Linked DNA regions of Mus musculus: all the other regions are linked to region 1. The links are chromatin loops, found by intact Hi-C in ENCODE. Cell type or tissue: left cerebral cortex. All regions are shown on one strand.

The links. Hi-C counts contacts between places; a loop is a spot of excess contacts. Peaks named below come from ENCODE experiments on the same cell type or tissue, not always from the same donor. Only the 100,000 strongest peaks of a DNase experiment are listed, where the experiment ranks them.
Region 2: a loop joins it to region 1, with 2.3 times the contacts of the local background. A loop is called at or near these places in 10 of 42 quality-filtered maps.
Region 3: it touches region 1 in a loop (2.8-fold over the local background); 3 of 42 quality-filtered maps call a loop at or near these places.
Region 4: a loop joins it to region 1, with 13 times the contacts of the local background. A loop is called at or near these places in 2 of 42 quality-filtered maps.
Region 5: a loop joins it to region 1, with 2.5 times the contacts of the local background. A loop is called at or near these places in 2 of 42 quality-filtered maps.

What each region holds. Positions count from the first base shown.
Region 1 is chr10:84,643,399-84,648,398 of GRCm38, reverse strand. It overlaps Polr3b (polymerase (RNA) III (DNA directed) polypeptide B), which reads right to left. Exons shown (of 28, transcript NM_027423.2): 10 at 1,481-1,603. Among named protein-coding and RNA genes, the nearest start is that of Gm17249, 23 kb to the right of the region's middle. In left cerebral cortex, no CTCF peak of the experiment used is centred here; DNase peaks (open chromatin) are centred at 232, 1,416, 1,685 and 2,153; H3K27ac peaks cover 770 bases.
Region 2 is chr10:84,983,702-84,988,701 of GRCm38, reverse strand. The region is part of intron 7 of Ric8b (RIC8 guanine nucleotide exchange factor B); the gene reads right to left. Gm34633 (a long non-coding RNA gene) reads left to right here. Exons shown (of 3, transcript XR_003948930.1): 2 at 896-986. Among named protein-coding and RNA genes, the nearest start is that of Gm34633, 18 kb to the left of the region's middle. In left cerebral cortex, CTCF peaks have their summits at 984, 2,314 and 2,525 (motif pointing right); a DNase peak (open chromatin) is centred at 2,573.
Region 3 is chr10:84,772,124-84,777,123 of GRCm38, reverse strand. The region is part of intron 1 of Rfx4 (regulatory factor X, 4 (influences HLA class II expression)); the gene reads right to left. Among named protein-coding and RNA genes, the nearest start is that of Rfx4, 19 kb to the right of the region's middle. In left cerebral cortex, no CTCF peak of the experiment used is centred here; DNase peaks (open chromatin) are centred at 2,314, 2,921, 4,139 and 4,529; H3K27ac peaks cover 333 bases.
Region 4 is chr10:84,960,144-84,965,143 of GRCm38, reverse strand. All of the region lies in intron 4 of Ric8b (RIC8 guanine nucleotide exchange factor B), which reads right to left. Among named protein-coding and RNA genes, the nearest start is that of Gm34633, 41 kb to the left of the region's middle. In left cerebral cortex, no CTCF peak of the experiment used is centred here; DNase peaks (open chromatin) are centred at 117, 1,211, 2,483 and 3,352.
Region 5 is chr10:85,100,132-85,105,131 of GRCm38, reverse strand. It overlaps Fhl4 (four and a half LIM domains 4), which reads left to right and starts at 2,637. Exons shown (of 2, transcript NM_010214.4): 1 at 2,637-2,836. It overlaps Tmem263 (transmembrane protein 263), which reads right to left and starts at 2,505. Exons shown (of 3, transcript NM_001013028.2): 1 at 2,135-2,505. In left cerebral cortex, a CTCF peak has its summit at 2,648 (motif pointing right); DNase peaks (open chromatin) are centred at 1,661, 2,397 and 2,591; H3K4me3 peaks cover 2,407 bases; H3K27ac peaks cover 1,886 bases.

The sequences.
Region 1 (5,000 bases):
TACTTAAGTATGATATTAAGCTTCCTAAGAGTGTGACTTAATCTAAAAACCATCAAGACTGACTTGATTTCAAAACATACATACATTCATCCTGGGGGGGGTCAAAAGAACAACACCCAGCATTTGTATTTTCCTGTATCTCACATGCTAGGCAATGCGCATATGGACACATTCAAACCACGTACTGTAGTTCTACAGAGGCACATCCCTGGCTCCCTGAGGGCACAGGATTGCCACATGGACCGTGGACTTAGTGTAAGCCAACACATTATAAAAAAAGCCCAAGTGCTGGGACTCCCACACATGAGAAAAGTATAATGTGTTTAAGAAGTATAATGTTTTTTTTTTTTTTTTTTTGGTTTTTTTTTTTTTTTTTGAGACAGGGTTTCTCTGTATAGCCCTGGCTGTCCTGGAACTCACTATGTAGACCAGGCTAGCCTTGAACTCAGAAATCCGCCTGCCTCTGCCTCCCGAGTGCTGGGATTAAAGGCGAGCGCCACCACGCCCGGCCAAGAAGTATAATGTTTTAAAGCATGTCTATACACAAGGATTTCCCTAACATCATCTTAGAGTCTTGACCTCAGATCCCAAGGGTCTCACCAGGCATATCTGAGGTCAGTGAAGACCCTGAGGTAATAGAAGAAACTATTCTTGAAGCTTTCTCGATCTTACAGCAATTAGGAATTCAGAAAATAGGATAGAGACTGAACAGATACAATTGGAAGTTGGGAGTGAAATGGATACTAAGAGCTAAGGACACAGCTCATTAGAGTGCCTGCTTAGCAGGTACAAAGCCCTGACTCTGGTCCCTGTGGTATTACATGAGAAATGTCTCCCCTCGCGTATCTGAACACTTGGTCCCCAGTTGGTGGTTATGGAACCCTCAAGAAGTCCAGCTATGTTAGAGGAAGTATGTCACTGGGAGGGAGAGGAGGATGTGACAGTGGCTTTGCCCGAATTCCTGCTCTTTTGCCACTTCCTTTGTGTGGACACAAATGTGATCAGGCAGCTTCCTGCTCCTGCTTCCTGCTCCATGCCTTCACTGTCAGACTCTACCTCTCTGGAACTCCAACCAAAACAAAATCTTCTTTCCGTTGTTTTTGGACATGGTGTTTAATCATGGGAACACGCCCCAACAGCACCATCAAAAAGATAGTAAAGAGAAAATGGAACAGGTAAATCTAGATTAACACTGCCAGAGTTTTAAAAGTGTACCATTCCCTGGAATGAACAGGGGAAATGTTGCTTGTTACTGAAGCACGCAAGAAGCCTCCTGCCCTCATAGGCTGACGATGTGCAGTGTGCAGGCCAGCTCATTCCTCCAGTTTACAGAGTGAGTCAAAAGAACATTTGTGCTGCTCTTCTCCTCGGCAGCCTTCCCAATTCCACACCTCCAACGCCTCTGCAGTGGCCGCTTACTGAGATGAACAGCGCTGTGGTTGTCTCAATCCACAGCAAAGGATATCAAGAAAGGACACACCTGCATCTGGGTGAAGATCTGAGCTTTCTGGCACTCCTCCAAGCTGGGCCCAAATGCAGCCATCACGTGCTCCTCTGTTCCAATCATCTGCACGATTTCCTGGTCACTCTCCACACCCATGGCCTAGGAAGGGAAGAAAAGATGGCAGAGTGTTGGCTTTGTGTCTCCTCACTGACATTTGCTTATGCTAATCTGCCATTGTGTGTGGGTATTACTTCTAAGCAAAAGCCAGCTCTTCCCTCAGAAACGGTGCCATCTGGCATCGGCAGCCACGGACCAGGCTGCACGAGAACCTGAAACAGAAACTGCCGTTTGAAAGAGGAAGGCAAACATCCTCAAACATTTTTCTGCATGTGTACAGCCCTCTCAATTTTTTTTGAAATATTCTAAGAGTTTCACCACGAAGAAATGAGGCTGGGAAGTCGAGTGGAGAGGCCTGGTCGTGGCAAGAGCAAATAAAAGCAAGACCCCCAAAGGTAGTGGATCAGAAAAGAACACTGCTGTACCTGAGTGTGACCCCGACTAGTTTTGCTAGATCATCTCTTTCTGAAAACATCAAGTTACTCAGTCACCAAGAGAATTTTCCTAAAGGATGTCTTAGTTCCATATTCTAGAGATACCATATACTACGCAAACTTTAAAGAGATATTTAAAATGTAGAACAAACGTAGCTGGCCTAAGGAACCCTCTTAAGTGTTCTTAGGTGGCAGTGGCCGCACGCCTCTGTAGGTCCCGAGAGGTCCTAGGCCTAATGACTTCTTCAGACACGTGTCTGGAATGCTGCCACGTGCAGACACAGCATAAGCCCACTAAGCTCTCTGGATGCTGTAATGACCTGTTTTTTAGAAGTCAGGGGAAAGTCATGTTTGCATCAACATGTCTTCCTTCGGCTTTGAGAGGAGACTGAACAAGAGGCTGACTGTCTAGTCAGGCTTGTCTTCTCAGTTCTCTCCCACACAAAAGAGAAGGAAGCTGAGTCCCCAGGCCCAATGCAGACCTCCAAGGGCACTGTCCTATAACTACTGAGAGGGTGGCCATCTATCTGGAAGGCGTGACTCCTTAGTCTCCCTGAGGCCGTGCCAACTCTAACACCATCATGTACTTTCTTCTATCACAGGTACAGAGGCAGCAGCGATGGCACTCTTCTAGCTCAAAGTTCTATGATCACACATTTAACCTTGAAAATTCTGAAGACCTGGGGGATGATGCTAACTAAGCTGATATGTCCCTTTTATACCAACTGAGGGGAGTTTGAAAATGTCCCCACGGCCCCTAGCACCAACTCCTCTGATCACAGAGTTCATTTGGTGACTCCCCTCTGTGGGAAGAAGTGACTCAGCTTTGGAAGCCTGGTTTTACAGGCTCTGTCGTTTCCTGCTTGTTCCTGCTGTCAAATCATGAGGGTACACATGAAGAATGTGAGAAGGTTCAGAGGTTAGGAAAAACAACAAAAAACAAAATAAAAAAAAACCCTTCTTCCCATCTTGGCTGTGGCCACTGCCCTGCTCTAACTCAGCAAGAGGACAACAGTTAGACAGACAGACCGATAGCAGAAAGACAGTGTGCCAGAGCCACCCAGCCAAGTAACCCCCACATTGCTGCCCAACAAAACAAGGATGTGCTTTGTAGTTATTTCTGAGTTGGCATCTCCCCTCCTAAAACAAAGAGAGAGGCTGACAAAACTCAGGAAATTGAAGAAACTTCAGGGACTCAGGAAGCTGATGAAGCTTACAAGACTCAGAAAATTGTAGAACATGGCCAGGCGTGTGGTGGCGCATGCCTCTAATCTCAGCACTCAAGTGGCAGAGGCAGGCAGATCTCCTGGATTCCAGGCTGGCATGATCTACACACTGAGTTGTAGATGAGCCAGGGCCAAATAGTAAGACTTTGTCTCGAAAAAAAGCAAAACAAAATGTAAAAACTCAGGAGGTCCTTCTCCACTTACATAAGTCTGAACAAACTGTTGGGGGAGCTCTAAGAACGCAGCTCTTGTGAGCTCTCACCTAGACTGGCACAGCTCTTTTGGCTCTGCAGCCGCCTTGAGTCAGGCATGCTCCTGTAAGGAGCCCCAAGAAACTCGCAAGTTTAGCAAGCTAAACTAAGATGGAACCGTCTCGATGGCCAGATGTTACCCATCTGAGGTTTGTCCATGCTTGTCCACGTCTCCCCAGGGAAAGCCACACAACAGGGTGGCAACTCAGACACAGCTCAGAGAGCGAATGTAAAAGCAGCAGAAATTAAATCCCCTAGTTGAACCTGATTTTATTTGAGACAAACTAGGCGTGGACTCCTAATGCTCCTGCCTCAGCTTCCCGAGTGCTAGGATTATAAGCATGCACTCCCACAAGTGGCTTCACACTTTCCCTTTACAAATAAATTCTGAAGACTCAGATCCCATTTTTATTAATTTCTATAGTCCTTCTATCTCTAACGTGATAAGAAGCATTTATTCAAGTAGCTTATAACAATAAATGTCATTATGTTAAAAACATACACATTCATTAAAGCAGCCTTTTATGATTAATCGGTTAGCAGCTCAAAAAGTGACCAGTTTTAACTTTTTAAACAAAGGAAAAAAAAACAGGCATGCTAACATATGAACCATTAAATAAGTCCACTGGGCTTATATTAGAAGTTTTTACTTCAGTAGCCTCTAAATACAAAGAGATTACAAACTTGATTGCCTACTTTGGTGTTTAACAGGAACAAATTTAATAAAAACAAATCATTTCTCGATCATCATTTAGTTGGCCACTTAAGGTGTCCTGGTGTGGAATGTAAGTGGCAGTTTTTAAATTGTTTATCACTTTGGAGTGGTTTAAAATATATCTAATCAGAATACTTGGGCCTCCACACATGCCTAAGCTGGGAAAGAAACCAGGCCAAGCAATGGTGAACGAGACCATAAGCAGAAAGCATGCGCACCGCCAAAGCTTTCCAGCCAAAGCCTGAGCTCGTCCTATCAAGTCACTGAATCTCGGAGCCCTATCTCAGCAAGGATCACCAAAGGAGCTCCAGCAAAAAGACTGTTTAGCCTTCAGCAGCCATGGCTACAAACAGATGATCGCGTCGCCATGGAAACAAACAAAATGCCCACCCATTTTGCTTTACAGACATAATTTAGGCACCTGAAAAGTAGCATTCCGTGGAACTCTTTGTACTCCTGAAACCTCATCATTCCCACTAATAAATAAGTCAGGAGAAAATGCTGTACAATAATAACCTTAGGGAAAAATGGCCGAGATAATGTTTGTCTGAAAGTCACCAATGGTCACATGGTCAGTTAGAAAGTGGCATGATGGGCTGGTGAGATGGCTCAACAGGTAAGAGCACCAGACTGCTCTTCCAAAGGTCCTGAGTTCAAATCCCAGCAACCACATGGTGGCTCACAACCTTCCGTAATGAGATCTGACTCCCTCTTCTGGTGTGTCTGAAGACAGCTATAGTGTACTTACATATAATAAATAAATAAATCTTAAAAAAAAAAGTAGCATGAAACTGTTCTCAAACATAGACAAAG
Region 2 (5,000 bases), 340 kb before region 1:
CAAGTAAGTTAGGAAATGCATAATGAATTAAGGGAACAAATGTCTAGAGTATATATGTATCCTTAAGACATGATTGCAATGGTCAGATACAAATCCACTCATGATCAAGGACCACAAATCTAAGCCCTCAGAACACTAATGCCTAGCTAATAATGACCCCTGAGATTTTAATGAAAGAATATTTACTGCTCTTTTACTGGAACATATGTCAATTCTGAGATAAATGGGTTACAGAGATGATTTAAGGCATATTAATGCTCCAAAAATAAAGTCAAATAAAATTTTGTTAAAATTTTAAACAACAAGATATTGGGAAGCAGAGACGGGAGTTAAGTGGAATATAAACTCCTAGCAGAGAGGAGTGCGGGAGAAGCGTTCGCTTCCCTTCCAGTGTGCTGCTAAATAGCCCACTGAAACCCTGCTGGACACTGTGTAGGGAAGAAAGGAAACTGACTGAACCTGGCTAACCAAAAAAGGAAAGATCTTCTGATGGTGCTACGTATGTGCACTCATGGGCTCACACAAGGATGCCTGTTCTGTCATGGTAACTGTCAGTTATTACCTGAAGATGCTGCTGAAATCAGATGACTCCCTGAAAGCTGACATTATAAGGATACTAGATACTAGAGAGAGAATGTAGCCACACAGTGGGTGCTGGTGAGACACACACTGGCAGGCAGTGTTGAAAGCCTACACAGACATTAGTTCTATTGTTTTACCACAAAGCAGGGCTTCCATTCCTTTACTGAGAGGAAGGCACACCCAGAGACCATTCTCCTCCCTCCTCAGTAGGAACCTTTCCATCCAGTTAAACTCTACGTCCTCTAGATCCAGCAGCTCCTCTAACTAGTACTGTTTTTTAGACCTGTATCTTCCCATTTCTGCTTCTCTCCAGGTGCACAAGACATCTTTTGTTCAGTACGAAGCTAACTATGTTACCTTCCTGGAGGACGCCTCCCCTGCTCCCCCTAAAGGCTGGAACACCAGTAGGTTGAACGGCTCCTGTCTTGCAGCCCATTCTTTCTAAAGTTATGTTCTATCGTATCCACTTCTCAGATCCTGAATTGTTTGTTTCTGTAACTACTTCCACTTAAAAGTGTCCCTCCCGGTTGCCACTGTAGCAAGCACAACCCTGCTTTAAGAACTTATTCCCACTGTGGGGAGACACATGCTAACTGCCCACGTGACTGAACTCCCAGGGAGCAGTTTGCTCTTTTAAGTAACATTTGTGGGAGCATAACTGCCTGTAAGATACAAGATCTCCAGTGTGAAGAAGCTGGATGTTGGGGATGCAAGCTCTACATCGTTACAGCACAGCCAATGGGGAAGCTTGAAACAACACAGATGAGTCAAAACGGCAGGACGAAGAAAATCAACTTTGCCGCAACAGCCAGAGTGTTCTTCACAGATGAGTCCACGGTGCTCTTCGAAGACAAAACTTAGTGTTCTGAGGCCATGGGGAAGGGCAGCCCAGGTAGCGCTAAAGCATCAAGTTAGAAGCAGACGGGGTACACTGACACAGTACAACTCTACGAGGCAAGGGGCGGGAGTAGAATGTGGGCTTCCCCAGGCAAGCATGAGGAAGCCCTGCGAGCTCACACAGGGGCAATGGCAACATTCTGTCCACATTTTATAACAAACCCTAGTAGCCACCTGGCAGACAGACCAAAATAATCTGATTAGAAACAGGAGGTCTGACTATATTAGTATTTTAAGAAAATGATTTTAAAGGCATATAACATGAAGTGGTGTGGGAACAAAATGGAAGAAAAAAATTAAAAATGGTATCTAGGAAGTAAAATCTGTAAGGTGTAATTGGTTTTACATGTACAGAAGGTAGGCGGGGTAACTGTAGATGACGTCCCTTCACAGAGGGTGTGAGCAAAGGACACAGAAAGGCTGAGGAACATGGGCCCTGGAGAAAATGCATTCCACGTCAGACAGAAGAGGGAGGCAGCCCTGAGAAACTCAGGTGCAGATGTGCGGTCCACAGGCGAAGCATGCCAGGTTCATCCTGAGGCAGAAGCCAGGAGTGAGACAGTGGTGTTCAGAGGGTGACTATGGAATTCAATGTGGGACCGGAATGAGTGTCAGCAAAGGAGACTGAAAAGAACGGCTGTCAAAGGCCGTCCAGGCCTGGCCTGGCACAGACATATTGAGAAGCGCATGCAATATCATCAGTATTTCAAGATTCCAAGATGCAAAAGCTTAAAAAAAAATTAAACCCAAGCACAGAGAGGACCAACTCACAGAGGAAGGCTTCTAGGAAGACAGGAAGAAAAACATGAACGGCAAAGAAGCAGCTTAGCAGCAAGCTAGAGAGAGGCCAAAGGCCCGCCCGCAGCCTGAGCTGGAGGGAGGCACACGCAGGTGGCACAGAGCTGCAGGTGGCACAGGGCTGCAGGGGGCACAGAGCTGCAGGGGGCACAGAGCTGCAGGGGGCACAGAGCTGCAGGGGGCACAGAGCTGCAGGGGGCACAGGGCTGCAGGTGGCACAGGGCTGCAGGGGGCGCTGCTGGACAAGGCAGCTCAAGCTGAACTGATTGTAACTCACCCTACCACTTCCGTATGCGGCTGCCACATACGGAAGGCGTGAAATGTTTCACAGATCACTTTCTTTTGGCTAAACTATGTAGACTATTTTTAAGGAGCTGGAAGAGAGTATATTATTGTAAGAAGAATTGTACTGAAATGTTAGCAGGCAAAACGATGCGCTTCCTTGGCTGTTTCCCTACTCACCGCATTATAGCTGCTGCTTTTTTTTTTTTTTAAAGATTTTATTTATTTTATGTATGTGAGTACACTGTAGCTGTACAGATGGTTGTGAGCCTTCATGTGGTTGTAGGGAATTGAATTTTTAGGACCTCCGGTTGGCTCTATTTGCTCTGGTCTCCTCCGCCTGCTCAGTCCTTCTCGCTCTGGCCCTAAGATTTATTTATTATTATACATAAGTACACTGTAGCTGACTTCAGGCACACCAGAAGAGGGCATCAGATCCCATTACAGATGGTTGTGAGCCACCATGTGGTTGCTGGGAATTGAACTCAGGACCTTTGGAAGAGCAGTCAGTGCTCTTACCCGCTGAGCCATCTCTCCAGCCCTATGGCTGCTTCTTATCCATTCTCTTCCTCCCCCTTACCCCCTTCCGGCAGGGTTCCCTCTCCATGAGACCAGCCTTCTCCTGCTTTCACACTACATGCATTCCATTACAGGCACCCTCAGCTCTTGGGCCCCTTCTAATAGCTCCCTTTACACATTTAGGATTCACATTTTTCTCTCATTTAGACCTCACATATAAAAGAAAATATGGGTAGCATTGGTTTTTCTGAATTCAGTTTTTGTTTTTGCTTAGCATAATTTCCAGGAAGCTGACTTTGTGAAAGTAATAAACTATAGTTATGTCACAGCTCAACACAAGTTGGTAACCTGACTACACGTTAGCATTTTGGTTCCTGCTGGCTAGAGAAGTAGGCTGCCCTGGCACAGATGGGGATTTCAGACACCTAGGCGTTCCTGCCATGCCTAGTCTGTTAACACTTGACCCTTCTTGCTTCTGACTGCTGCTTACTGCGCTACTCTGTGGTTTGAGCACAGACTACAGCGCCTTCACACTGCACATGGGTTTGTGCATCTTTAAGAAACTTCAGCTACTGTGGCTGACATGACTTGGCCTGCACATAGACCTTGCTGCTCTCCCTGCTCCCCCAGAGCCAACCCCTTAGGCACAGTGCTAACACTGCTGCACCAGAACACCAGCTGCAGCCTCCCCTCCCCCCTTGCCCACATGGATGGATCTATGGATCCCACAGACCATCACCTCCTAACCTCCCTCCCCCCACTCAACACCTTATCCCTCAACTGCAGGTCACACCTGCCAGAAAACCAGCTGGGTTGCTGCAGACCTCCACTCTGTTTCCCTAGACCCAGTCCCTCAACCTCTCTGGCACAGCAACACACCACCAGCTGTGGCCTCCCTCCTGTCCACTTCTCTTGTGGACCCCACAGACTATCCCTCCTGACCTCCCTCCTCTGACTCATCACTGCTTCCCAGCCTCCATCACCAGCAGGCATTCCCTATGAACACACAGCCTAGCAGACCAGTAAAAGAACTAGCACACAGCCATCACACACTCTGAAAATGCAGACAGGAAACAGAAACTGAAGAACAAAACACCCACCCAACAAAGACAAATCCAGAAATCAGCACCTAGACCTATAATCACCCCAAACCCAGACACCTAGATGCCTGTGTAAGAACACAATAACAACCAGGGCAATACATCTCTACTAAGGCCCTGCAATGCTACAACAGCAGGACCAGAATATTCCAACACAGGAGAAGCACAGGAAAAAGACCTTCAGATAACAGAGGTCCTTAAAGAGTAAATGAATAAATCCATTAAAGAAATCCAGGAAAAGACAAACAATTGGGGGAAACGAATAAATCCTTCAAAGAAAGCAAGAAAAAAATAAACATCTGCATGTGCTTTGCCATGGGGAGGTCAAACCGGTGCCAGCATGGAGCCTTCCTCACTACACTCTCGTCTCTTTGGAGCAGGAAGGTACTCTGCAGGCTAGGGAAGGGAAATATGGACACCCACGCAGCCACAGCCTTTGATCGACAAGATGTGATACAGGGAAATGGTGGTACAGAACATTCAGGAGCAGCCGACCAATTCTGATTTGAGGCCTACTCCCTGCGAGGGAGCTCATGCCCGGCACTGCCTGGGTGGCCAGGAACCAAAGCCTGGCTAGTCCAGAGAGCTGGGGTAGAACCAGATTGACTGGCAGAAATCAACCAATCCATCAATCCTATGATTCCTAATGGCATTCTGCTATACTCAGAGATCAGGGCTCTGTCTAGTTGTCAGCACAGAGGTGTCCTCTAGCAGACAACAGAAGCAGATGTAGAGACCCACAGCCAGATATTATGGGGAGAGCCTAAATGGGGAGGTCCTCACTGGGTGTTTCCCCTCACCATTTGGGGAGTCCCAGAGGAA
Region 3 (5,000 bases), 130 kb before region 1:
ACATGGCTCCCTCTGACCCTAAGATACACTGTTTGTGCAGCCAGGCTGCTCTCCGCTGTCCTAGGGAACACCCAAATGAGTCCAGTCTCTGACACCGGGCAGAGATGGGAACACAATTATCATGTCTCCATGTCTCTGGTTCAAGGCCCCCAGTTGTTTCATCAACTTTTCGAAGAAATTTCTCCTGCTTTGTTACTATCCAATTTTCTAAACATCTTCTTGTCGGTCAATGTCCTTGGGGCCATCTGTCAAACAGAGTCAACTCGAAGGGCCCAGACTGTGGTGTGACTACTTAGAGTACCCATGCTTCCAGAAACTTTGCAGTTGAGGTTGGGATGGGACTGTGTAGGGTTTGCCATCTCAATCAGAATGGCGTCTATACTGAATTTTAATGAGGCTCTATAACTCATCTACCTTTGTAGTGTATGCAATTCAGGAACAAAGGCTAACCCATGTTGAACAATTATGGGTTCCACAGTGTTCAAATTGGCATATGGCTCATCACAAGAACTCTATGAAGTTGTTAAAGGGCATGTGTTAGGGCTGGAGAATCAGTTCCGAGAAAGCATGAGGCCCTGCGTTCAGATCCCTAACATCCACGTAAGAAGTTGAGTGTGACAGATTATCATCCCAGTGCTGGGGAACAAAAAGGAAGAGCTCTGGGGCTCGCTGGCCAGCCAATCTTGCCAAATAGGCAAACTCTAGGCTTAGGAGAGACACCATATCAATGTGGTGGCATACACCTGTAATCCCAGCACTTGGTAGTGAGGGTCAGGCAGATCTCTGAATTCAATGGCAGCCTGGTCTACAGAGTTAGTTCCAGGATAGCCAGGGTTACATAGAGAAACCCTACCTTGAAAAACCAAAAATAAAATAAAACAAAAAATTAAGGTGGAGAACCTCTGGCAAACATATCCATACTCCACCTCAAGAGAAAAGGGAACGGAGGTGGGGGTGGGGGGGGGGAGCAGAAATACATTTTGAGGTAAGAAAGCTAAAACTTATAGAGAGTAGATGATTGGTCAAAGTCACCCAGCTGGTAGAGGTCAGGATCAGCAGCCCAAGGTCATAACCTCAATTCTCCACGTGGGAGCTGAGCCTCCTTCTCCTGCCTCCCACACGGCTCCCAGACAGTGTCAGCGCTGCGACCTCAAGCAAAACCTGATTTGTGTCAGAACTTTCAATAAAACTCTACCTACACATTATAATTTTTGCTAAATACTCTTGCCTGTTTCTTTGTCAGCCTTTGGCACGTGTGGCGGGCTCTTCAGCTGGCAGCTCAAACACCTCAGGAGTGGAGTTTATTTGGGCCTTTCTTTTGACCCTCCACTAGAACCAAGCACACGGCGCCCAGTCTCACCTCAATACATGCTACATTACTGCCATGAGATTTCAAAGAACGTGTGACTTATAAGTAGACCTGGCCCCACAGCTGCAGACCTGGCCCCACAGCTGCACACCTGTCCACACAGCTGTAGGATTCTCTAATCTTCCTCATCTTCAAGGCTAGGAAAAGCACAGCACATCAAAGACTTTTTCTCAACTTAGGATAAGCAAAATGTTGTGCTTTTGTGTGTATGTGTGTGTGTGTATGCATGTACACACCCCCCTCCACCCCCCCCACACACACCTTTTTGATGTAAGAAGCTGTACTAGAGAGATGCTATCTCCTGAACTCTTGAGGGTAGGAGCCTATAGATTTATTTGACATGAATGACCTCTTTGCCTGCACATGTGTTCATGTATGTACATTGTCTGTTGCCCTCTGGGGTCAGATCCCATGAACGTGGAGTTACTGATGGCTGTGAACCACCATGCGTGTGTCAGGAACCAAACCTAGGTTTTCTGGAAGAGCAATTAGCGCTCTTAACTGCTCACCTCTCCAGCCTCCTCCCCATCTCTTTGCTTGTTTGTTTTGGACAAGGTCTCAGGCTGTAGCCCAGGCTGACCTCTACATTTCAATTCTTCTGCCTCCTATACGCTGGATTTCAGGAATGTGCCACCATTCCCAACTCCCATTTTCCATCTTGAACCCAGCTGTCTGCTATGCCTGGCCCCAGAGATGTTGCACACACTAAATAAACCATATCAAATATGTTCTCCCGCCAGCTCTCCACTACTCCATCAATAAGAAGTTCCTACCATGTGGCAAGTATCCCCCAAGAACGCATTGTCACATATTGGTCTAAATTAAACCTCAAAACAGTGTTCTCGCCATGACTTGATAGCTCTATTTATAGATATGGGAACTTGAAGTGGAAGTCACAAAGCGCGGCCAGCTGTGACCAGCGCGGCCACACTGGCACTCTTCCAGTGCAGAAGGAGCTCACCACTCACACGTGATGACTTCCTGTAGTGAAAGTCAAGCTTGTGGCAAATGTCGCAAAGGATATGAGGATGACTGCGAGCTCAGCCTCCTGGGCCGTACCACAAGCTGGGCTCCCAGCCGCCCGAAGCAGGATGAGACTCTGCCTGCCCATGAGTCTTACTCCTCAGGACCTTAACCAGCTTTACTTACAGGCAGCCCTTCATGCCTCTTCACTTTGGTTCAAAGACTGAGAAACCCTGATTTCCACAACTTTTCTCCATTTCATAGGATGAAACTGAGCAGAACCATACAGAGGACTGATTTCCTAGGAGGTGGTGGAAGAAATAGGAAGTTGCCCCATCCAGGAGACACCATGGCCCAGGCACCTGGAGCTTAGAATTCTGCTTGACAAATGCATTCATAACTTGAGGGGTGGAAGGTAGGGCACTGATTAAAATGAATCTTAAAAGCCAAAGCCTCGTGAAAGCTTGGGGACACGTTCTTGGGGACCTGAGATGGAGCTGTCTATGTATTCATTTTACAATTACTGCCATGTGCCTTTCTTATAATTCTAACAGAAGCCTTTCCTCTAGAGCCCTGGGGCCTAGGATCTCAAGACCTACAGATTTGTTTTCTAGAATTTAGTTTCCTCAGCCTTATTTGCTCCATTCAATATCTTGTCCCCAAGAGCTATGAATAGTTAGGAAAACAGTTGGCAGAGATGACTAATGAAACACCAGTTGCTGGAGTCACAGACAGGGAGAGCCTCCGTCAGAAAGGCCTTGGAAGATGAAGAACTTAGGCAAAGACGAAGGGGAGAGAGCAAGCCCTTTGAAGAATCAGAAGTTAGCCAGCATCATGTTCCCTTTAAGGTCCAAGATGCCTGACATGACGTCATGAGGGCGTTACAGGCAGGACAGGGTGGGAGAGAAGGCAGACTCGGTCTTGGTGGACTGTGAGATTTAGAGTCAGAACACCTGAGTTCAAGTACCAAGTACCGGTGCTACCACTCATAGCTATGAGGTCGTGAGGGTGGGTCCCAGGTTCCTAAATCCCTGCCTGCCAGGGTTCTCCAAAGATGCCCTAAAATAGCAATGGCAAAGTGCTGGACCCATTTGGCCTCATGGGGCATAGGAAACTGGAAAGGCACTGTCTCTTAGAACCCAGGAGCTTTCTGGAGAGATGAAGCCAGAGAGTCAGCGTGGGGGTGGGGGCTATGAACTGTAGCAGTGACTGAGTGTTCACCTCATGCCAGTTCAGTTACCTTGGGTTACACGCCTCCTCTGTTCTCGTCAGAGAAACCAAGGCAGACAGCCCACTAGCTCTGACTTGCTGGACAGAAACTAAGACAGACAGGGCAAATCCAGGTAGAGTAACTCAGACGGCTGGTGGCTGAGTTGAGTCAGGTCTAACTCCAAAGCCGGCATCCTGATCCAGGACACACAGCAAGGAAGCAAGGCATCCAAAGAGAGCCTGTGGCCTTGGGAAGGAAGACAGATCCATCTCGGCCTGGCTAAGTCTGGCTGATGCTTCAAGGATTCCCCACCAGTCAGACAGAAAAGGAAAGTGTGGTATGTTAGGCACAAGAGCTGCAGTTAGAGACAAGGGCATGGGGTAGAGAAAGGCCAAGTGGATTCCGGGAAAAGGTGAAGAGTTTGCCAACCTGTGGCCCAAAGACTTGGTAGGCCAGGGGTGTGAGAATGCCTTGGGAGCAGCTTGCAAAGGCCTGGCTCCCCAGCCTGGGAACTGTGCAGGCAGCTCGGAAGCAGCTAGGCTTCCTGGGGAGCATCATATGAAACAGAGCTCTGATGCCAACAGGAATGTCTTATGCAACACCCGAGAAAAGGCTGCCTGACAGAAGTGTCACCAGGTTTTTAATAGAAGGTGTTATTCGTGCTCTCTGTCTAAGCCATCTTTCAGGACACTGTGCCAGGGCTTATTTTTAGGAACCCACAACTGTAAAAAAAAAAAAAAAAAAAAAGCTACATGAAAGGGTTGATATGCCCCATGGATGGCTGCCAAGGAGGACTTGTGTTGAGGTTCCCTTCCCCAGAGCCCAGGTCATTACCAGTGGAATGGCGTTGCCATGGCCATCTCTGTCCATAACCTCCAGCACCAGGCCATGCTTTGCTCTGGATCATTCTCTCCCAGTCCCTCTTCTCTCTTTCCTGACTCCACATTGGTGGGGATACACAGAATCTGGACCCTAGAAGGCAGCAGCTGTGGCCTGCCTCTCCAAAGGGCTCCTCAGGTCAGTCAGTGGTTACCATGGCAACCCTACAGGCCCTAGCCCAGGGGCCCCTGGGTTCCATCCAGGAAGGGGCTGAACCACAAAGACAGCCCCACCCCCTTGTCTGCCTTTATTTCTCTTCCCATGTTCACCAAATATGGATGGGGTGCCTGCTCTGCACTAGGCTAAAGATCTAGTGATGAACAAGACCAAGAAGGTCCTGGCTCAGAGGACCTGTGTCCTACAGCGGTGGCAGACCCAAACAGACAAACAAGAGGACTTCGGAGTCATAAGAGTGGTGACTTAGAGGCACAGAATGGGATAACAGGGGTTTGGGGATACTCTTTAGTAGCAGGGATGCTAACTGCTGGTCTGAGAAGGTGAGATTGGACGGTAAAGGCCCAAGGCAGGAATGGGCTTGGAGAGTGAGGAGGACCTGGGAGGCCATTGTAATGAAGAGGA
Region 4 (5,000 bases), 320 kb before region 1:
CAAGAAAATGGCAGAATCCTTTGTTTGCTACATCTTAAGTAAAGCCAGGAAGATCCTACTGGCTACAACATGAAATCAAGTTTCTTTTTTGAGACTGGCTCTCACGTGACCCAGGATGGCCTTGAATTCACTATGTAAATACTTTGAGACTGAGTCCCACACACACCAGCAAACCATCTGGCCTTAAACTTGCTAGGTAGCTGACTATGACCTTAAACTCTTGATACTCCTACCTTTGCCTCCTTAGTGCTGAGGTGACAAGAATGCACCACTAGAAATGTGTTTTAAAAACTTGGAAATTGAGCCAAGGAGATGGCTTAGAGGGTAAAGGCACTTGACCTTTATACCTGAGGTTAGTCTCTGGTATAAAGAAAACCAACTCCATAAGCCTGTCCTCTGATCTCCACAGGAGCACCCTGGCACGTATACATAACCCCACCTCATACACACATACACACACCCTTTTATTTTTTAGTTGTAAATTAATCAGGCATGATATCAGACACCTGGAATCACAGCACTTAGGAGGCTGAGGCTAAAAAATGATTATATCTTATTGTGTGTGTGTGTGTGTGTGTGTGTGTGTGTGTGTGTGTATCAGGTATATAGGAAGGGAGGAGACATGTAAGATCTTTTTTCTCTTTTTAAAAGGAATATTTTTGTGTATCAGTATGTAGATATGCACACATATGTAAAAGTGTACTTGGAGGCCAGAAGAAAGTCTTGGATCCCCTAGAGCTGAGTTAGTTACTGTTGTTGTGTGCAACCTGAACTGGGTGCTGGGACTTAAGTTTGGGTCCTCTGTAAGAGCGAGTAGTCTGTGCTCCTAACTGCTGAGCCACCTCTCCAGTCTCATCTTTTTATTTTTATTTTTTTAGCTAATCACTTCAGGAAGTAAATAATAAAGATGCAAGAAAATAATGGAACAATATTATTCTAGTTATTGATAAATGCCATGAAAAAAGTGAAGCAGAGGATAATACAGGCGTAGGTACGTCCATGTGTGCACGTGGTTTCATATGCACAAGTCTTCATCAGGAGGCTGGAGAACTGATAGAGCAAGCTACATTTGAGCTGAGTTCTAAATGATGAGAGGGAGCCAGCCTCACAAATACCTAGGCAAAAAGCACTCCAGCAATTCCAGATGGAGCGAAGGCACAGGCCCAAATAAGCAGGCGATGTCTAGGGAAGAAAAAGGCAGACTATTTTGAATACAGAGCCATCTGGTTTGCAGAACAGTAGGCTTTCAGAGGCAGGGAAAGCGTGGACCAGTGCCATGAAAATGTTTTGTTTGACAATAGGAAGAGAGACACTGTCAAAAGCAGAATGTTCCCCTAAGAGTGAGGCCAGTGCCTCAGATCTAATTCCATGGACTCATCCAATATTACACAATGAGAGACAGCTCTCAATCAGAAGAAGCTGATGTAACTGGCATATGGCCATGGTGGGAATATACTGCCCGGTTCATTATACAGAGCCTACATGACGCTTAGTATTTTCCCCTGAAGTCTTGTAGTAAAGATTGAGACGGTTTGAGGTTTCTATGGCTATGCCAAGAAAGAGTTTGAAGGCCTTTAGAACCCCAGCAATCATACCCACCTCCCCCATGCTGCCAAGCCATCTTGCTAAGTAAAAGCAGGCTATTAGCTGACAGGGCTGTGTGAGGCCTGGGCCAGGTTGTCAAGGAAGAAAGAGGGAAGTGACCTGGTAACACAGCTTTTCCCAGATGGGGCTACAGGTCCTAAGTGTACAGATCACAACAAACAAGATGAGTTCCTGATCCGCATGACTGAGAGGGGCAGTGACAACAGCAAGCAGACATCGGCTTTTTGAGGAACTGTGCCTGCAGTGGAGAGGAGATCATCCGCCAGATTAGATCCCTTCCCACGGGGCTGTGAGGTTGTTGGTCTGATCTTAGTTGGGAGTGGTGAGACTCTTATGAGGGAGAATGGGTTGAACTGATGTTCATGGCGAACTGATGTTCAGGAATACACAGGCTAGAAGTAAACCTGAAAGTCTTTTGATAACAGAAAAATTATTCCCTAAAGGTAGGAAGTGGTCAAGAACAGGCCAAGGACAGATCTGTGAGGAAGACCCTCACTTCAGATCACAGTGAACTTGTCCTTTAGCGATTGTTACTGAAATCAGTCACTGAAAACTACTCAAAACTATCTCATGGTCTTTCTATTCTTGTCTTGAGTTGTTATTTTACTTTTCATAATATTTATGTCTTGTCTCCCCATTTAGTGTCGGTTCCTCAGAGCATATGCCGTGGATGTCCTTATGACACCTTAGAACAGCACTCAGCGGGACATGGTTTCAACAATCCTTTCTTACCTGGAAAACTTATTTACAGAAACTAAGTTTAAAAAGAGCCAAGAGAGTTAACAATAACAACAACAAAAATGAGTCCTCTCTGCCCTCTCCAAAGTGGATATCTTTGTCTGTGCTCTCCTATCTCTCATATAAGCTTGTTCACTGACACAGTGCTCGCGGGAATGGGGGGGAGCATAGGGCAGACGGACAGGAGGAGAGCGTGGACAGAACATGACTCATTCGCTCACATATGCACTAAGTGGTGAGCCTTGGAGAATGGACTATATGCTTTGACGTTTTTAGCTCTAAAGCTCAAACTGGTCCCTAATACTAGGTAACTAACTGATAAATATAAATGGAAATAAATCAGTTCATTTTCAAATATTTAAAGTGTGATATAGAGAGAGATTAGGAGGCAATATTATTAGGAGCTGAATATTCCAAAGTCAAGTAATTCCTACCAATGATATTTTTATAGAAATAGAAAAACTAATTTTAAAACTCACATGGAATGTCAAGAGACTGAACAGCCTGAACAATCCTGCAAAAGCAAAGCCTGGAGAATCACACTTCTAGTTTGAAAACTTAATACACCACTTCAAGCAGAAAGGGATGCAAACGGCCTGACACATACCAGGTGACAAGAGCAATAGGGAAGGAAAACCTTCTCAATAAATGGTGGCTGAAGCTATATAGCCAACACCCAAGTAAAAGAAGAGGGTTTTATATCCCCACACAGAAACTCACTCCTCATGGATCAAAGGCACGGATAAGCACGAGCTGAGAGATCCTTAGTGTGCAGGAGGAACAGGAACTGAGTGCCTACAGCCAGCTAACCTGAGCCAAGTGCCTACAGCCAGCTAACCTGAGCTCGGGTCTCATCCTTCCTAGCAGCATGAAGGCTGTCCCTCCTTTCCACTTCTCCTTCCTTTCCAAAGGAAAGCCTAACTGCAAGTCTGGGAATCCAAGTATGAATGGCTAAGCTTCCTCACTGTGAAGAGTGCTGACAGTACTTCCAAGCACACAGCAGAGATGGAAGAGAAGTGGGATGTCTTTAACGCAAAGGCAGACAACAGGAACTATACTCCAGCTGCTCAGAAGGAACTGAAGGAACACAGCACAGCACTGAGAATGCCGAGTGGCCTGAGCTCAGGCTCCTGCTGCTGTGAGCTGCGCACTCAGGCCTGCGTCCTCGTCACCTCTTTGAGGAAAGCAATGGGGCACACTCACAGGGACAAACCAGAAAGATGCCGGGCTCTTTCTTTTCTAAAGCACCTTTATCATCTAATATAAATGGAATTTCTGGCTTCTGAAAAAAAAAAAAGTGGAATATCAGAAAACAAGCATCTTTATATGATCAAAGGATACACACTAAAGTAAGTTTCTAAATAAAATGTATTCAAGGGGCAATTAGAAACTTCTGGACTAAATATGACGTTTAAATTTCACTATGCTTATCACAGAAGCAGCAGGCAGACATGCTATTAAGACCTTACTCAGTGCCAGGGCCAGGAGGCTTCACAGACCTTCACATAGTCAGCATCCTACCACAATTACCCTATCCAGGACTACTCATGCTGCTCTGCTGTTTCTTAAGTCAAAGCATAGGGAAAAAAAAATAGAGCCAGGCCCCATGGTGCACGCCTTTAATCCCAGCACTTGGAAGGCAGAAGCAGGTGATCTCTATGAGTTCAAGGCCAGCCTGGTCTGCAGGATGAGTTCCAGGGCAGCCAGGGCTAAAGAAAGCCTATCTTGAAAAACCAAAAAACAATAATTCTCCAAAAAGATAAAAGAAAAAAAGGAGTATAAAAACCCTTGAGAATAACTTTTAAAGAATGATAATACAAGGGGATGGCAGTGAATATGATCAAAATAATTGAATAAAATTCTCAACAAATTAATGAAAATAAAAACGTTATATAAAAAAGAGTAAATATTTCCAATGTGCCTTGCACCTTCTAGTTTTCCATAAGCACTGTGCTCAGGTCACTGCGAAGGCCCCTGCAGTAGGTGCCCAGCAGCTGCTGAGACCGGAGCAGCTCTCTCTAGTTAAAAGGATTAGCAAGGAGCCATCGTTATTCCGATTGATACTAATCACCTTCTTCTGAGTAAAAGGGCACTCGAGGCCATCGCAGGCAAACTGCTGGGTAAGCAAAAGTCCCGTCTCCCAAGAGCGCCTGAGAATGATCATAATCCCGGCTGTGTTCTCCAGTACATCCTTACACTCACAGCGGAGCTAATAAATCTTATCAAAGTAACTGTGAAGGGAAAGATTTTAAAAGGGTGAGTCTAGCAAAGGAAGGAAGAGAAACTTGATTACGTTTTAGAAATCTGAACAATCTCTGTAGTTTTGCTCTCTTGACACATGCTGAGCACTGTGCTAAGATCTGGAGACCATTCTTTGGAGACTCCTGGCAGAGCTACTTGAGGCTAGCACAGCAGTGCCTGCCTGCCTGTCTACCTGCCAGAATTTCCTCTTTACAGCCTGTATGTTCCTCAGCCTGGGTTATCTGATTTTTTTTTTTTAAATCAGTATACTTCTAAGCTTTTTAACAAAAACACTTTTAATTCTGATGTTGAACTGTTAGTGTCTCTTCTATAGAAAACAAAAACAAAAAAACAAAAACAAAGGGTAAAATCGCTTAATGCAGTCATTTAAGACAGAACTTACTGCAGATAATGTG
Region 5 (5,000 bases), 460 kb before region 1:
GTATAAGAAAAAGACTAAACTAGGCATGGTGGCTCACACCCATAATCTCAGCTCTCAGGAAGCTACAGCAAGACTTAGGAGGTCTAGGCCAGCCCAGGCTCTAGAATGAGAATCTATCTAAGAAGAAGGAGGGAGGGAATTCTTCTGCATGGGCTACGTGGAAAATAGCATGTCTTCATTCCTTTGCCAACTAACTTTGAGGAGTTTCAAAACTACACATATACTAGCAAGCAATGCACAGCAAGACATCACCTTGCTGGGTTTTATGCTTCTGTAGCTAACAATGCTGATCACTGCTTGTATAAAAGGTAGCTCCCGCCAACTAAATTAACAGCAAATAGACTACAAGAAAAGCACTGAGTTTGGCAACAAAGAAAAATTTATCAATGAAAGTTTTAAAATCCCACACGGCCGGGCAGTGGTGGTGCTCGCCTTTAATCCCACCACTTGGGAGGCAGAGGCAGGCGGATTTCAGAGTTCGAGGCTAGCCAGGTCTACAAAGTGAGTTCCAGGACAGCCAGGGCTACACAGAAAAAAACAAAACAAACAAACAAACAAAAAATCCCACACAAAGTGACAAATAATCGAGACTGTCAAAATAGTTTTAAGTATTTTTCTTAAAGAAACATGAAATAGGATTAAAATATTCTGCCAAGCCAGAAAACCAGTACTTCTGTCATCCTCACTAAAATACACTTAATTTGTTCAATAGATGCTGCCATTCCTACTTTGTGCCACATCTTGTTGAGACAATGAGTGAACATAAAGACCGTACTCTTAATTGTATGTCATCTGGTCCAGTAGCATCAGAATGTAGGAAAAGGGTAAAGACTCAAGGACGGAAACGGGAAAGTCAAGATTTTCCCCGAATATAAACATATATATATCAAACACTTTTGAATTTATATGTTAAAATCAATTAAACTTTTCGAATGATGTTTTCATTGAACTTTTTTCGAATGATGCTTTCATTGAACTTAGTTTCTGGTATAAGTGCTGCTATACAAAAAAAAATGAAAGTGAAAAATGAAAGCAGATGTGTATTAAGCGTTGCTAAAGCAAGAATGGAAACATACTTACCTGTTAGTGTGATAGCCCTTGAGCGGCAACAACTAGAAGTTTTAAGCACTAACCAATAGCAGATACAAATACCCACAATGTTTCCTTTTGGATTAGTAGCGTTCACAAGATACAAAAGACACAATCAAGTAAGATTTCGCTTCCTAGTCTAGGTGTTTCTAACTCTTCCCAGCAGCCCTAGCTCCCCCTCATTGATCCACCTTTAGGCACAAGCAAGTCTTTTTTTTTTTCCCCTGAGCAGAGCAGTGACGTGGCAGGAGAGGCAGAAAATGACCCTAGAGGCTGGTGCTGGCTTGGACACCTCCTTCCTCCGCCCCTTCGTTGTCCATCCAGCACACCCTAGTTCCTGCGGAATTCCAATATAAGACGGGCTTAAGAGAGACGATCCAACTTGATCCCGAGTGGCAGCTCCGGGGCTAGACTAGATGCTGCTTGTGCATGGCAGGCTCGGTTTTGGATTGAGCTTGGGGTCGGCAGTGACTGCACTGGCGGCTGCTCCAGGACTCCTTCCCCCCTGCTCCCCAGTCACTCCTTGACACTGCCAGCGCCCCTCTTCATTCCCACACCTGCGGGCTTAGAACAGGCGTGGGAGTGGAGTTCCCGATTTAGGAAGAGCAGCGGGAATCTCCGCTTGGAGCCAAGCCCTGTGTACTTGAACCCACCGGGACCGTTTATCAACAGGTCAGAAGTTAAGTGGGGCAAGGAAGCTGGGCTCCTCCTCGGATGCCCCATCTCCTCCTCCGCACCAGCCTGACACTCAAGGCAAGAGGTCAGACCCAGGCTTCCAGAGCGACTCCCTTCAACTGCAGACACCGCGTCCACAAACTCGTGGACCCACTGGGGTAACCCCATACCTCCGTACGCCCCCCAACGACTCCCGCCCATCCCCCTCCCGTTCAGTGTCCCCCCGCAAAGGGCCAGGCTGGAGCGGCCAGGCCCCGGGGTCGTGCAGGTGAGGTGCAGATGAGGCTAACGGGAAAGGGCCCGGAGTGCGGCCACTCAGGCCGACGACACCCTCCCGCCCCCGCCCCAGCCATGGGACACACTCACTCACCGCGGGGTCGAGGCCGGGAGCTGCGGCCGGGCGGAGGGAGCGGTGGCACGGAGAACAGCAGAAGCGGCCGGGGCAGCAGAGGCCCTGATGCGGCCCGGGAGTGGCTTACGCGACCTAGATGCTCTTCTCCGGCTCAGAAGTCGGAAGACTCTCGGTGCGAGGTCGGTGCGAGGCGGCGGCGGCGGCAGCGGCGGCTTCTGGCTGCGGACGTGGCGCCTGACGCGACCCGCCCCCTCCGCAGCCTCCGGAGCTCCCGCCTCCTCCCGCGCCTCGGGTTCCGACGCGCACGCGCACTCGCGCCCCCGGCCCTCCGCCCCCCCACCTCCCGCGCCCACCGGTCGCTCGGCGCGCGCAGCCCTCCCAGCAGCCCCCGGCCAGCCTGCGCGCGCGCCTCATCCGGAGGGTCTCCCCGCCCCCTCCGCCCCGGCCACCCAATCAGAGCAGGCGAGGGGGCGCTGCCCCGGCGAGGCGCGCGCCTCCGGCCTCGCCCGAGTCTTCGGCCACTCTCCGGGCTCGAGGGAACTAACGGTTATGGGGGTTTAGAACTTCTCCCCTGAGGAGGGCGGCATGCTCGCCGGTGTCTCCCTCTCCTTCGCCCAGGGGCTTCAACCTTTAGCTGCTGCCCTAAGGGAGTGACGGGCAGGGCCTCTGTCAGTCGCTCTCCCCAGGGCGCTCTGCGAGCCTGTGTCACCGAGTGATAGGGTGAGGCGAGGCCTTGCTAATTTGTGTGGGGTTTTTGTTGTTGTTGTTGGTCCACCTGGAGTCCTTGAGCGTAAACATGTCAGGTTCGCCCTCATCACACAGCGGATGCCCAAGGCCTTTCAGGGGGCCTTGAATTTTGGTAGCGAAAGAAGGTTGGTTCATCGATGTGAGAATTGAACTGGAGAGGGAGGAAAACTGTCACTTCCTAACTAGGGCTTCGTCAGGGCCCCTCCACGTTCTTGCCAGCCTTGGGGGGAGGGGGGATCCCTGGTGGGGTCCTGTAAAGTATTGAGCAGCCTAAGAAGATGCTGTCTGGGAAGTCCTCTGGGTTCAGCGTTGCCTCTGCTTCAGATGGGAAACAGGACAGTGAGCTTCCAAGGGGGCTTGTGATAGCTGCCTAGGAAGGCTGTGAGGAGGAAGCAGAGACGTGACGAAATGGCTACCTGACTAGATAATTGCTATTAGCTTTTCCTTGACTCTCAACATCTTTAAGATAAAAATGACAATAAGTCCACCCTACACTTTTGGGAAAGATAAGAAGAGAGACTGTGGGTGTAAGGGGGCTTTACTGAGAAATTATACCAAAACGTGAGATTTTTTTTCTTTTCACGACCTAGTTATCAAGTGGAAACATACACAGGACAGGGGACCTCAATTTTTAAATGAAAGTAATCAGCGTGGTGTAACTGGATAGCAAGTGTTTATCAAGTCTCAGAAAAGGGATGCTAACAGCAACAACAAAAAATCCTGAGAGGGAGCTAACCTTGGTTCAGTTCTTAAATAGAATGAACTAGAGCTTAACCGTTATCAAATCGATGAATTAAGTCCATTCAGATCACTGTGCTGAAATTATGATAATCTTGTTTTACAGAACTAAAAGAGAATGATGATTAGGAGAGTTTGAACTGTGGTATTAACTGAGTACCAATCTTTTATTGTCATAGACTCCTGAATTCTTAATAGGATTTTAATAGGTGATTTCAAGATTGAACCCTGGGCAAAATTACAATGCAGAACTTTATAACTTTCTTTCCAAATTGACTTACAGTTTTGCTAGTAATTAAGGCTATAATTCAAAGCAGTGGTATATTCTGTTTCATAAACCAATGAAGGTACCAGGGAGCTTTTGGCTCCTTCTGAACCTACAAGTACAGGTAGTCCAGTATTTCTTATAGATCTGACCCCAGTCAGTTCTTGCTGTCTCAGTTTCCTTACCTATAATAATGGAGAGAGGGCCCAGTGGTTAAGAGCACTCACTGCTCTTGCAAAGGTCCTGAGTTCAGTTCCCCACACCCACATGTCAGCTCACAGCTATCTGATGCCATCTTCTTTTTAAAAAGAACAACATCCCATTCAGTTCTAAGCCACTCTTGTCTATATGAGAATCTTAATTGAATTGTTTCTATCCTGATGCTATCTTGATTTCAGATAGCTTGGTGTAACCAGAAGGAACCTCAATGAAATCAGGCCCTATTTATTTTATAGGCTGACCTCCATTGTAGTTCTTGATTCTAATACTGTAATATCTTTATTTCTATATAATGTCTTTAAATGTCTTCAAATAATGAGTTCTTAATGCAGTAACTTAAGGCAAAACTTTCTTATACTACATTATAAATAGCTGAGATTATGACTCAGTTTAGAGTACTTGCCTAGCATGCCCCAAACTGTACCTCCATCACCTAAAACAAAAGTTAATTCTAGTTTAAGTGCCTCAGTTTTTCTCTAGTTGGTTACATTCAAAAAATTAGTTACCTTATTGATACCCTGGAGTAATTAGCAGTGACATTGCTTAACAGACTGGGCTAGTTCAAAATGTTAAGACCAGAAAGTAGCAAGACAGAAGACAGAATTGTGAAAGCAAAACATAAATTATATGTTGTAGCACTGAAGCTGAAGGAGGGGTCCAACCTTCTGCTCAGTACAGGAAGTTGATCCAGTTCTTTGCATAAATAATTCCTTTGTTGAGTTGACATCATCTTCACAGTATTTCTATTGGCATTTATATGATGAATTAGTGTAAGGGCAACACATTTTTATGTTCACTTTGTCATATACTTTTGGTATTTTGAAATGAACTAAATGATCAGAAGCTTTGAATAGGTTACCATCAATGTAAGTTATAATACTTTTCTATTTTCACATTCTTACTGGTTTCCTGGCA